Linked DNA regions of Homo sapiens: region 2 is linked to region 1. Evidence: read pairs that join two places in POLR2A ChIA-PET (ENCODE). Cell type or tissue: PC-3. All regions are shown on one strand. Links, peaks and the distances in the headings refer to the core of each region. The heading gives the core; the rest is flanking DNA. Region 1 overlaps SLC30A7 (solute carrier family 30 member 7). Region 2 overlaps LOC101928334 (a long non-coding RNA gene).

Region 1 (5,387 bases), core at 225-5,224:
ACCAACATGGTGAAACCCCGTTTCTACTAAAAATAAAAAAAAATTAGCTGGGCATGGTGGTGGGCTCCTGTAATCCAAGCTACTCAGGAGGCTGAGGAAGGAGAATCGCTTACACCAGGAGGCGCAAGTTGCAGTAAGCCGAGATCGCGCCACTGCACTCCAGCTTGGGCAACAGAGTGAGACTCTGTCTCAAAAACTAAATAAATAAAAAATTAAAAAAAATACTGCATTTCATTTTAAGTTCACTAATCTTTAAGTCTTCTTCCTTTTTAAAAAATACGCCAAATGTTAAAGATTGACTGGTTCTAATTTCTTTAGAAATATTTCCCTACTGACCTCACTATCCAGATTGTGCCTCTACATTTCATAGTATTAACACTTCATCTATAACTTGTAAAGCACTATCATTTAATTGTTTTCAATTCCAAGAAGATTCATATATATTTAATTTTTCAACTATTTTGTAAGCTCCTCTTGTACGCACATATCTAATCTAAGATTGTCCACAATATTTAATAATAGTTGAAAAAAACTTACATATATCTTTAATTAATAAACATTTTCATTACAGAAATGTAATTTACTGACTTTAATAATTATCTACTATACCTCAACTCCTTCTGAGAAAATAAAAAAAGCAGTGAAGATCAAAAATAGGCCATTGACAAAGCCAGCCAGAACTTCCGCTCTAACATACCTAAAGAGGAACAAAGTAAATAACTGAATTATTATGTTATTTCTTAAAAATTAAATCGTAAAATTACATACATTCAGAGATTCCAAACCATATTACATGGTTATAAGTGGCCAGCGAAGCCCTAGTGTTTATAGTACAGTGCATTTTATTTTATATATAGTAGAAATGAGGAAACGAATTAGTACGAATTGTTCAAAAGCAGAATGCCACAAAACAGATTTTTACAAGCCAATCCAAAGATCTTCTTAGAGTAAGTAGTTTTAGAAAGACCTTTCACAGAAATTTAAATCTCAAGTTGCTAGTGGAGAAGGAAAAACAGAACCAGACAAGTGGACAAAGAAAGAAGGATTAACGGCTAAAAAGTAGAAGAAAGGGTCTGGAAAAGGGGGTTTTTTAAACTTATTAATTTCTCTTTTTCTAAGAACTCCTTATGCTTTCTGCTTTGTACTTTTTAGCTTTCAAACCTTTGGAAAGCAGAGCTTCGATCTGAAGGAAAATAAAATTATTTCTGACTTATGCCAGAGACAACTTGAGATTTATATTTCTAACACTTTTTCTAAGATTAATAAATCTAGCATAAACTTTCAATTACCTATTTTTAGAATCAATTTTAGCTTCACATAATTCTAATTAAACTATTTTTAAAATACCTGTCTTTTGTTCCATTGAGTTCTGAAGCTTTCTGCTTCCTACCTGTGTGAAGCATTGGGGAAAGATTTTATTTTTCTGTATCGTATATTTGGCTTAGTTAAAGTCATCAGAAACAACTTTAACTTAGCATTTTTACATGTTCAAACATCATTCAAAGGGTGCTAACAGCAATTAACCACTCTGGTCCTTAAACAATATAATGAGAGCATCAAAACTCGTGCTTTTCCTAGGTTTCTATGTTAACTTCTAGGTAATAACGATTTTTACTGTAAAAATATTTTTAAAGAGAATTCTTGAAAATGTACTCTATCAAGTTATGTTGGAGTTTGTCCTGTCAAGTGCATTCCAACATAGTATGTATTTCTATGCCAGAAATAATGCATATTTCTATCTTCTAACACATCCAAATAACGTATTACTTGTCAAAACATATTTTTTTTTCCTGGAGAAAAGTTCATTAAATTCAAATAATTTGCAACCAGCATTCCACAGCCTACACTTAGGAATTTATCTAATAAATCAGCAGGGTTACTATCCAAAAGTAAAAAGTATTTTCTTTTAATCTACCCTTGTAGTCCCATAACTAATGCTTGACTGAAAACCTTTTGTGCTTGACTTCTACCAGATTTCAAGATCAAAGGCAAGAATGTTTTTCAGGCATCTTTTTGTTTCTAATTCCTAGCTTAGTAGGTGTGCTATCTAAGTTCAGATAAAATGTTGGAGTGATTTAATTAGCTTGAGTTTAAGATATATTTGTTAAACTTGGTTGTGGGCTCAAAACAAAAACACATGAAAACTAAACACATTTGCCTTTACAAATATCTGTGTTTACTTAACAGATTGAGTAGGTCTTAGAATTAGAACATGTAATTCATGAATGTGCTGTTGCCTAATTAAGTATGGCTAGTGTTTAGATTCTTGAGCCAGGAAGAAAAATAGAAAAGATTTAAGTATAGGTACATATGTATATACGCATGTATGTATGTATCTATCTACCTACTGGATGTATATTACTTTTAAGCTGTCTTTGCTCTTTAAAAAATAAGAGTGTGGCAAGACACAAAGATGACTTTTATATAAAGAAATACTTAAAAGTCCTTGCTTGCTCTCATATTCCCCAACTCTTTCTTCTATTGCAGAGTCAGTCAGCTACAGCAGTCATCCTGAATTGGGGTGGGAGGTTATGAGAATTCAACCCTATGCTTAACATGAATTAATCAGTGTCATTTTGATTCACTGACACCAGTAGTTTACAAATGAAGCTACTTATTACTATACCAATTATTCATAGTGTTAAATATTGTACCAGCTTTTATTCTTTAATCTTTCCCAAAAGAAAACACACACACACACACACACACACACACATAAAGAGAGGAGAGGATTAAATTAAAGGTGGAAAGAATATTATTCTCTTACATCAACTAGCTAAAGCTGAACATTAAAATCTGCTATGGTACTGAAGGTATTCAAAGCTATTTCTAAAAACCATTTTAGAGCAGGAGACAATACATTCTAAATTGGAAACAATAGAAAATCTAAGCGTTAAAGAACTGAGAATTTTCAATAGTCAGCTACTGTTTATTCAGAAAGATTGTAGAATAAGCTATTCTAATTAGATTTCTGATATATAATATAAATAAATTACTAATTTTCCAACAAAAATTATAACTTTGGATATAATCTTTCTTTAATAATCTAAAATATACTTAAGAATCTTTTAGTAGCTACTGTTTAAATTATTTGCATATCACCAATATCATGCCATAAAAAGCGTTCTTATCTGAGCTGTCAAGCTGTTTGAATTTATAGATATATAGGATCTACTGCTCTATACTATAAAATGTACAATGAGTATTTTTTGGCTCACTTTTTATAATTTCAAAAATAACCATATCCCTTGCTTATAACTAAAATCAGCAAGTTCTGCCACAGAACTCCACATCTCCTTTTTGGCAACTGTCACAATATATAGCTATTATTGTATTTTTACAGAACTGTTTGCCCAAGAGACAAGTTCCGGCAAGGCAGGAGGCATGTTTTTACATCATTAGATCATTTTTACATCATTAGAACTAGAAAAGTATTTGACTCATATGGACCCTCAATAAATATCTAAACAGAACAAGAGCATGTGAAAGAAAGAGTGTGTGCCTGCTAAAGAAAGAAGCCAAGCCAGGGAGAAAGGGGGAGCAGTTAAGGACAGAGAGTAAAAGACATAACAAGAGGCCTAAGAGACAGTACATGAAAGAAGATGGCTGTAAAAAGGACAGGGAGAGAGTGAGAGAAACTGCACCGGAAAGGGAGAGCTCAGGGAAGGAGAATCAGTGAAGGAAGGAAAGAGAGACTTGGAAAGGGAGACAAAAAAGAAATAGAGCTAAAGAAGTTAAGAGAAGAGGAGGAGGAGAGATTGAGCCTGACAGATAAAGGGTTAAAAGGTAAAGGAAAAGAGCAGGAGAAAACAAAGAATAAGACAGGAAAGGTATAGGGGGACAGAAGAAGGAAGAGAGAGGAAAAAAGAGCATGAGCACAAGCCCAAGCGACAAGAAGCAAAGACAAGAGAAGGAAAAGGGAGTTCAGGAGAAGATAAGAGAGAGTAAGAGGCTGAGGAAGGGAACAAGAGTGAGAGACAGAAAATATGAGAGACAGATGAAGAAGGAAGAGAATGTAAAAGAGCACTCACAGGGGAAATGAAGAGAAGAGGAGGAAAAGGACAGAGGGGAAGAATTAGTAAGAAAGCAGAAGAGAGAGGGAATAGGAAAGACAAAGGGGTGGGGAAGAGAAAGAAACAGAGTATGCATCCTGAGCTCTGCTTACACATATATATAGCTATACTGCAAAATATTCTATGAACTCAAAAAAGGAAACACTCAGGCAGTGTAATCAAATAATGAAAAATCCACTGCTTCCTCCAATCAGAGGTGGCAGAAATCAAATTATGCCTCTAAGATGATCCAATGTAGTCCCTTCAGCATACAGATGCTCTACAAATATTTGATTAATTGTCCAACTCGGCAAGCATATAAGAACTGTTACATAAAAGCAGAGCTAAAGAACATAATATAAAACCATATTAGAAAATGATTTTAAATAAATCAACAGCAAAGTATCCATTCAAAAAGAAAAAAGCAAAAGCAAAAAAAAATCCTATTTTCATATACTAAAACTTTCTTCTTCAAAAAAAAGTTGAGAAATTCCTCTATATGGTAACAATCTCAACAAATTACTGTAGATTCCAATTATATACTATTCAAAAACTCATCCATGAAGTCATGAAAGTGGTTACCCTTGGGGAGGTAGGAACTCGAAGAGGCCTGAGTGGGGGCTTCAAAGATTCAAAAGTTACACCTGTGTTCAATTGGTAACAAGTCACTGAGCTTAAGATTAGTGTTTTTTTGTGTATATCTTATACTTCAATAAAAAGATTTTTTTTCTTAAAGTCTTACCCATAGGAGAAAGCATCATTATCTCTCCATTTTGAAATAACAGAAGCTGCCAGTCCAGCCAAAATGGCAGTGCTATCGAAAAACATGTGAAAAGAGTCGGAAATCAAGCCTAAGCTGGAAAAGAACAAACACATTGACAAATTATAATAAAAACCAAACAGTAGGCATCTTTCTCTGAAAGTCTAAGATTCAGCCTTTGTTCATCAGGAATTAACCATCTAAAACAACAATTTAAATATGCTATATAGATAGCTTTGAGGATAAGTTTTAAATATCTAAAAAGTAAACCCTCGTACCTCCTGCACAAGGAAAAGCCCAGCTGCTGCGAGAGAGGTAGAAACAAAAACCATCTGCTGCTGGGTGAGGGGTAGGAATGTGACCACTCCTTGGTCACTTGCAAAGGTCAGCTGCCACTGAAAGAGAGGTAGGAAAAAAAAAGCCATCTACTACTGGGACGAGGCTGATACCTGCTTGCACCCAGGATCTTACAAAGCAAAGGTCTGCTTTTGTTGAGTATCCTGCTCCACCCTTTTGATACCAGGCTGAGGACAGTGGGGACAGGCTGGGAGAGAGGGAGAGCGGCAAGATCATTA
Region 2 (5,387 bases), core at 195-5,194, 270 kb before region 1:
TGAACCCGAGAAGCGGAGGTTGCAGTGAGCTGAGATCGCACCACTGCATTCCAGCCTGGCGACAGAGGGAGACTCCGTCACAAACAAACAAACAAATCTTAATGAGATGCCTCTAATTATATTTTGAACTTAAAAAAATGTCCTGGTATATACGCTTCAGCTATTATATATAATGGCAATGCCCAACCTTTTTGGCACCAGGGACTGGTTTTGTAGAAGACAATTTTTCCACAGAGTGGGTTGGGGGAATGGTTTCAGGATGAAACCGTTCCACCTCAGATGATCAGGCATTAGATTCTCATAAGGAGAGCACAAACTAGATCTCTCGCATGCGCAGTTCACAATAGAGTTCCTGCTGCTATGAAAATCTAATGTCGCCCCTGATCTGACAGGAGGCAGAGCTCAGGCAATAATGCTGTCTCTCCCACCACTCACCTCCCACTGTGCTGCATGGTTCCTAACAGGCACTGACTGGTACCCATCTGTGGCCTGGGGGTTGGAGACCCCTGCTCGAGACTGTATTAATAAAAAGCCATTAAAAACCACATGACAAAAAGAGGAGATCTTTTCAGAAAGATTAAATTTTCCCATTTCTGTTTTAATATTTAGGGGAAAGATTTAAATCAGAAAGATCTTATGCACAAATAACCAGTAATGTTATTAAGACTAAGCTACATCATAAAAAAGTCCATAATACTATGCAGCCATAAAAAGCAACAAGATCATGTTGTTTGCAGGGACATGGATGGAGCTGGAAGCTGTTATTCTCAGCAAACTAATGCAGGAACAGAAAACCAAACATCGCATGTTCTCACTTATAAGTGGGAGCTGAAGGATGGGAACACATGGATATATGGTGCGGGGGAACAATACACGCAGGGGCCTGTGTTGGGGTAAAGGTTGGGGGAGAGCATCAGGGAAGAATAGCTAATGGGTGACAGACTTAATACCTAGGGGATGGGTTGATCTGTGCAGCCAACAAACATGACACACATTTACCTATGTAACAAACCTGCATATCCTGCATATGTACCCTGGGACATAAAATAAAAGTTGATGGAAAAAAAAATAAAAGAAATTCTATAATGTTTCTATGGTGTATGGTTAAGGAAGGCAAGTAAGACTCAAATTACAAGAATTAAATGGAAAGAATACAACATAAACACCCTTTTATCAAGTGAGCATCTACATATTATTTGTCTAGAACTATGGTATGAGCTTTAAGGCTGGACGTGGTGGCTCACGCCTGTAATCCCAGCACTTTGGGAGGCCAAGGCAGGCAGATCACCTGAGGTCAGGAGTTCAGGACCAGCCTGGCCAACATGGTGAAAACCCATCTCTACCAAAATACAAAAATTAGCCGGGTGTGGTGTCACATGCCTGTCGTCCCTGCTACTCAGGAGGCAGAGGCAGGAGAATCACTTGAACCCAGGAGGTGGAGGCTGCAGTAAGCCAAGAACGTGCCACTGCACTCCAGCCTGGGTGACAGAGCAAGACTCTCTCCCCCCCAAAAAAAAAAAAAAAAAAGAACTATGGTACTTTAGGAATACAAAAGAACCGTAATAAATGTTTCCTGTCCTGAGAAACAAACACTGATGTAAAAGATGTGTCTTCCCAAGTAACTATAGATAATAAAATCTTTAATTACATAGTACAGGCAATAAATGCAAGTCTGGAACACTATATATGTTAAATAGTCAGGTTATTTATTTTTGAAAATAATTTTGAAAATTGAACTGGGAATTCCTTTTCTCAAATGCTTACAGAATTATCCTCCCAGCAAGAGAACTTTTATAAAATAAAACTGCTATTACTATAAAATTCCATAGAAATTAAGCTAAAGAAACAACAAACAAAACTGAAATACAAAGTTCTACACTGAATTCTGATTAAAAAAAAAAAAACACAATAAATGAGCAAGCTCTGTTTCATGGTATGACTAAAATGGAATAGCATTAGGAAAACTGCCTCAGGAAGTCAGAACACAATATAAATCAGTAAGACTTTCCATACCTTTCTAGTTGCAGGAAATCTTAAAATATTACTCCATTCTGCCTGTGTGCAGCAAAGACAAGTTTCTAAAGCATTCAAAATATTTTATAAGGTATACGTTATGTGCTTTATTAAAGTAATAACTTGTGTGTTAACCTTATTTTTAAATGTCATTTTCAAAGAAAGAAGTCTTATCAAAATTGAATGAAAGAAGAAAACTACAAGAAAATGACCTAAAGGAAAGGGAATAAAAGAAAACAAGATCTTTTCTGGACGTTCAGTATTAAAAGTTTTCATGCTCATTGAAATGAAAATTACAAAATCAGAACTACATAGTAGATTTTGCAAGCATGCAGCCGGAAGTGTAAGGGCTGGTGGACTTTAGGGGCCTATGACTAGGAGACAGACTGGAAAACCAGAGACAGTACTGTGAACATAAGCTACCTTTGCCAAATAAATTCTGGAACTTACTTCTTGAACTGAGAAGTTCAGAGATGTTTTGGGACAGGACGCCAGACAGTTTGGAATGACTTACTTGATCTTACTGAAAAAAAAATACAATGTCTTTGATTACTCTTCTCAGAGTTAGTCTCATTTCCTACTTTAATTATTAAGGTTTTCCCTTTGCATATTATTGTATACTTGAACATTCATAATAATTCTTAATTTTTTCATAAAAATGTATTTATCTGCATGTATGTGTGTACGTGTGTGTTGTTTGTGCATGTGTGTCTCTATGTTTTTATAAATATCCCCTAAATAGATTGTGGTAGCTTGTTTCTTGTTTTCAGTTGGCTACCATCAATTTCTCTCCTCCCTGTATCTATCTATTGCTCTACTCCCTTGAATCTGGGCTCATTTGTGACAGATTTGCCAAATAGAATATAGTGGAAGTGACGCTGTATGACTTCCAACACTTCCCACACTTTGAAGCTTCTACCTGGGTCTCCTGGAATTCCTGGTCTTGAAATGCCACGCTGTTTGAAACCCAAGCCACACTATGGCTATGTGGAGAGACAAAAGAGGGAGAAATCCTGACCAGCCCACAGGTATTCTAGCTATTCTAGTCTAGGAGCCAGGCATGTGAGTAAAGAAGCTTTCAGAATTCCAGCCTCATCTGTCATATTTCTGCAACCATTTGAAGGACACAAAAGTGAGTAACGCTCAGCTTCGTCAACCCCCAGAAAAATGGAACATAACAATAAATGACTGTTTTAAGCTACTAAGTTTTGGTGTGGTGTGTTACACACAGCAATAAATAACTGGAACATACAATAGACATCCGAAGACAGACCTAACATTTCTTACTTACGTCATAATGCTATAAAATTCATCACCACTCTGTCATTCCAGAAATGTAACTAAATTCTTATATCTATCATATATTTAGCTGAACAATATCACTTTACTCCACTTATTTCATTGGTCACAAAAATACATTTTTACATTTTGTTGAAATTTTTAAGGGCTATAAAATGATACAATAAAAGTAATACATGTATGTAACACAGAAGTTTATATTAATAAAAATGGTTATACATTCTTTTAAAATTGACTTCATTTTATTTATTTATTTATTTATTTATTTATTTATTTATTTATTTATTTAGAGATGGAGTCTCACTCTATTGCCAGGCTGGAGTGCAATGGCGTGATCTCGGCTCACTCAACCTCTGCCTCCCGGGTTCAAGTGATTCTCTGCCTCAGCCTCCCAAGTAGCTGGGATTACAGGCGCCTGCTACCATGCTGGGCTAATTTTTGTATTTTTAGTAGAGACAGGGTTTCACCATCTTGGCCAGGCTGCTCTTGAACTCCTGACCTCGTGATCCACCCTCCTCGGCCTCCCAAAATTCTGGGATTACAGGCGTGAGCCACCATGCCCGGCCAACATCTACTATTAACGTCTCCCACCAGAGTACATTTGTTCCAACCAATGAACTACACTGACACATCATAATCACTCAGTCCATAATGTACATTAGAGTTGACTTTTGGTGTACATTTTACAGGTTTTGACAAATGCATAATGACATGTACCCACCATTATAGTATAATACAGACTAGTTTCCCTGCCCTAAAAATTTGATGTGCTCTGCCTGTTTATCCTTTCCTCCCTGCAATCCCTGGCAGCCGTTGATCTTTTCATTGTCTCCATGGCTTGCCCTTTCCAGAATGCCATGTAGCTCGAATCATACAGTCATGCAGCCTTTTCACACTGGCTTCTTTTACTTAGTGGCATGCATTTGAGGTTCCTCCATGTTTCATTGCTTGATTATTCATTTTGAAAAAATACTGTCACATTTTCTTATACTTCACTCATTCCTTAATCCTTTCAAATTTCGTTTCTGTCCTCACCCTTCTATGGAACCCTGTGCTCTTAAAGGTCACGAGACTTCCTACTCATAAAATCTAGAGCCTTTTCTGCGGCACTGAATATTGCTGCCCACTACTTCTTTAAATCCATGTTTTTGTGAAATTGTTCTTTTGCTTCTCCTTAGCTCTCTCTGCTGATTCCTTCCTTTCTACACTCTTCAAGTATAAGTATTTCCCAACTTCAGGAAATACAAGTATTTCCTTGGCCTTCTCTCTACTACCTACTACCATCTTGGCATCTCTTTCTTTCATGCCCACATTATCTGAAATATCTAACAATTATGATAGTCTGTCTTGCTTCTTATATTCAACCAGTTATCCAATTGCATCAATTTTCCCTTCATTACATTTTAAAACTGTCCCTTCTTTCCATTTCTTCTATTTCATTCCCAGTTAGGAAACTCATTAATTCTTGTTTAGATAATGGCAATGGAGTCCTAGCCAATATATTTCTGCTTTAAGCCTACTTTCTTCAAGCCCATTTTATTCAGTCCTGCCAGATTAATTTTCCTGAACTGCTTTGCTGATTAATGCCTACTTTTCTGTCATTTGAAGTATAAATGTATATTTATCATATTAATAGTATAAGGATGGAACAATTGACATTATAATGATGATGAGACAGCTGTTGTTTTTATACATAAAGCAATTATTAATAATTTACAAATAGATAAAAATAGTGAAATACAGTTGACCCATGAATCCTTTGAATAACATGGGTGTTAGGTGTGCCGACTTCTACATGGTCAATTACCCATGTATAACTTTTAGATCCGCCCAAAATTAACTACTAGTAGGCTACTGTTGACCAGAAGCCTTACCAATGACATAAACAGTTAATTAACACATATTTTGTATATTGCATGTATTATATACTGTATTCTTACAATAAAGTAAGCTAGAGAAAGTAAAATATTATGAAAATCATAAGAAAAAATATATTTACTATTCATTAAGTGGAAGTGGATAATAATAAAGTCTTAATTCTCATTGTCTTCATGTTGAGTAGGCTGAAGAGGAAG

The links. Peaks named below come from ENCODE experiments on the same cell type or tissue, not always from the same donor. Only the 100,000 strongest peaks of a DNase experiment are listed, where the experiment ranks them.
Region 2: POLR2A ChIA-PET joins it to region 1 with 5 read pairs; 2 of 35 experiments call an interaction of 5 or more read pairs at or near these places.

What each region holds. Positions count from the first base shown.
Region 1 is chr1:100,906,373-100,911,759 of GRCh38, reverse strand. SLC30A7 (solute carrier family 30 member 7) reads right to left here. Exons shown (of 11, transcript NM_133496.5): 3 at 4,795-4,908; 4 at 610-697. Among named protein-coding and RNA genes, the nearest start is that of SLC30A7, 13 kb to the right of the region's middle. In PC-3, for the core only: no CTCF peak of the experiment used is centred there; no DNase peak of the experiment used is centred there.
Region 2 is chr1:101,172,677-101,178,063 of GRCh38, reverse strand. It overlaps LOC101928334 (a long non-coding RNA gene), which reads right to left. Exons shown (of 4, transcript XR_426738.4): 4 at 1,509-2,536. Among named protein-coding and RNA genes, the nearest start is that of S1PR1-DT, 61 kb to the left of the region's middle. In PC-3, for the core only: no CTCF peak of the experiment used is centred there; a DNase peak (open chromatin) is centred at 3,103; H3K4me3 peaks cover 295 bases; H3K27ac peaks cover 1,760 bases.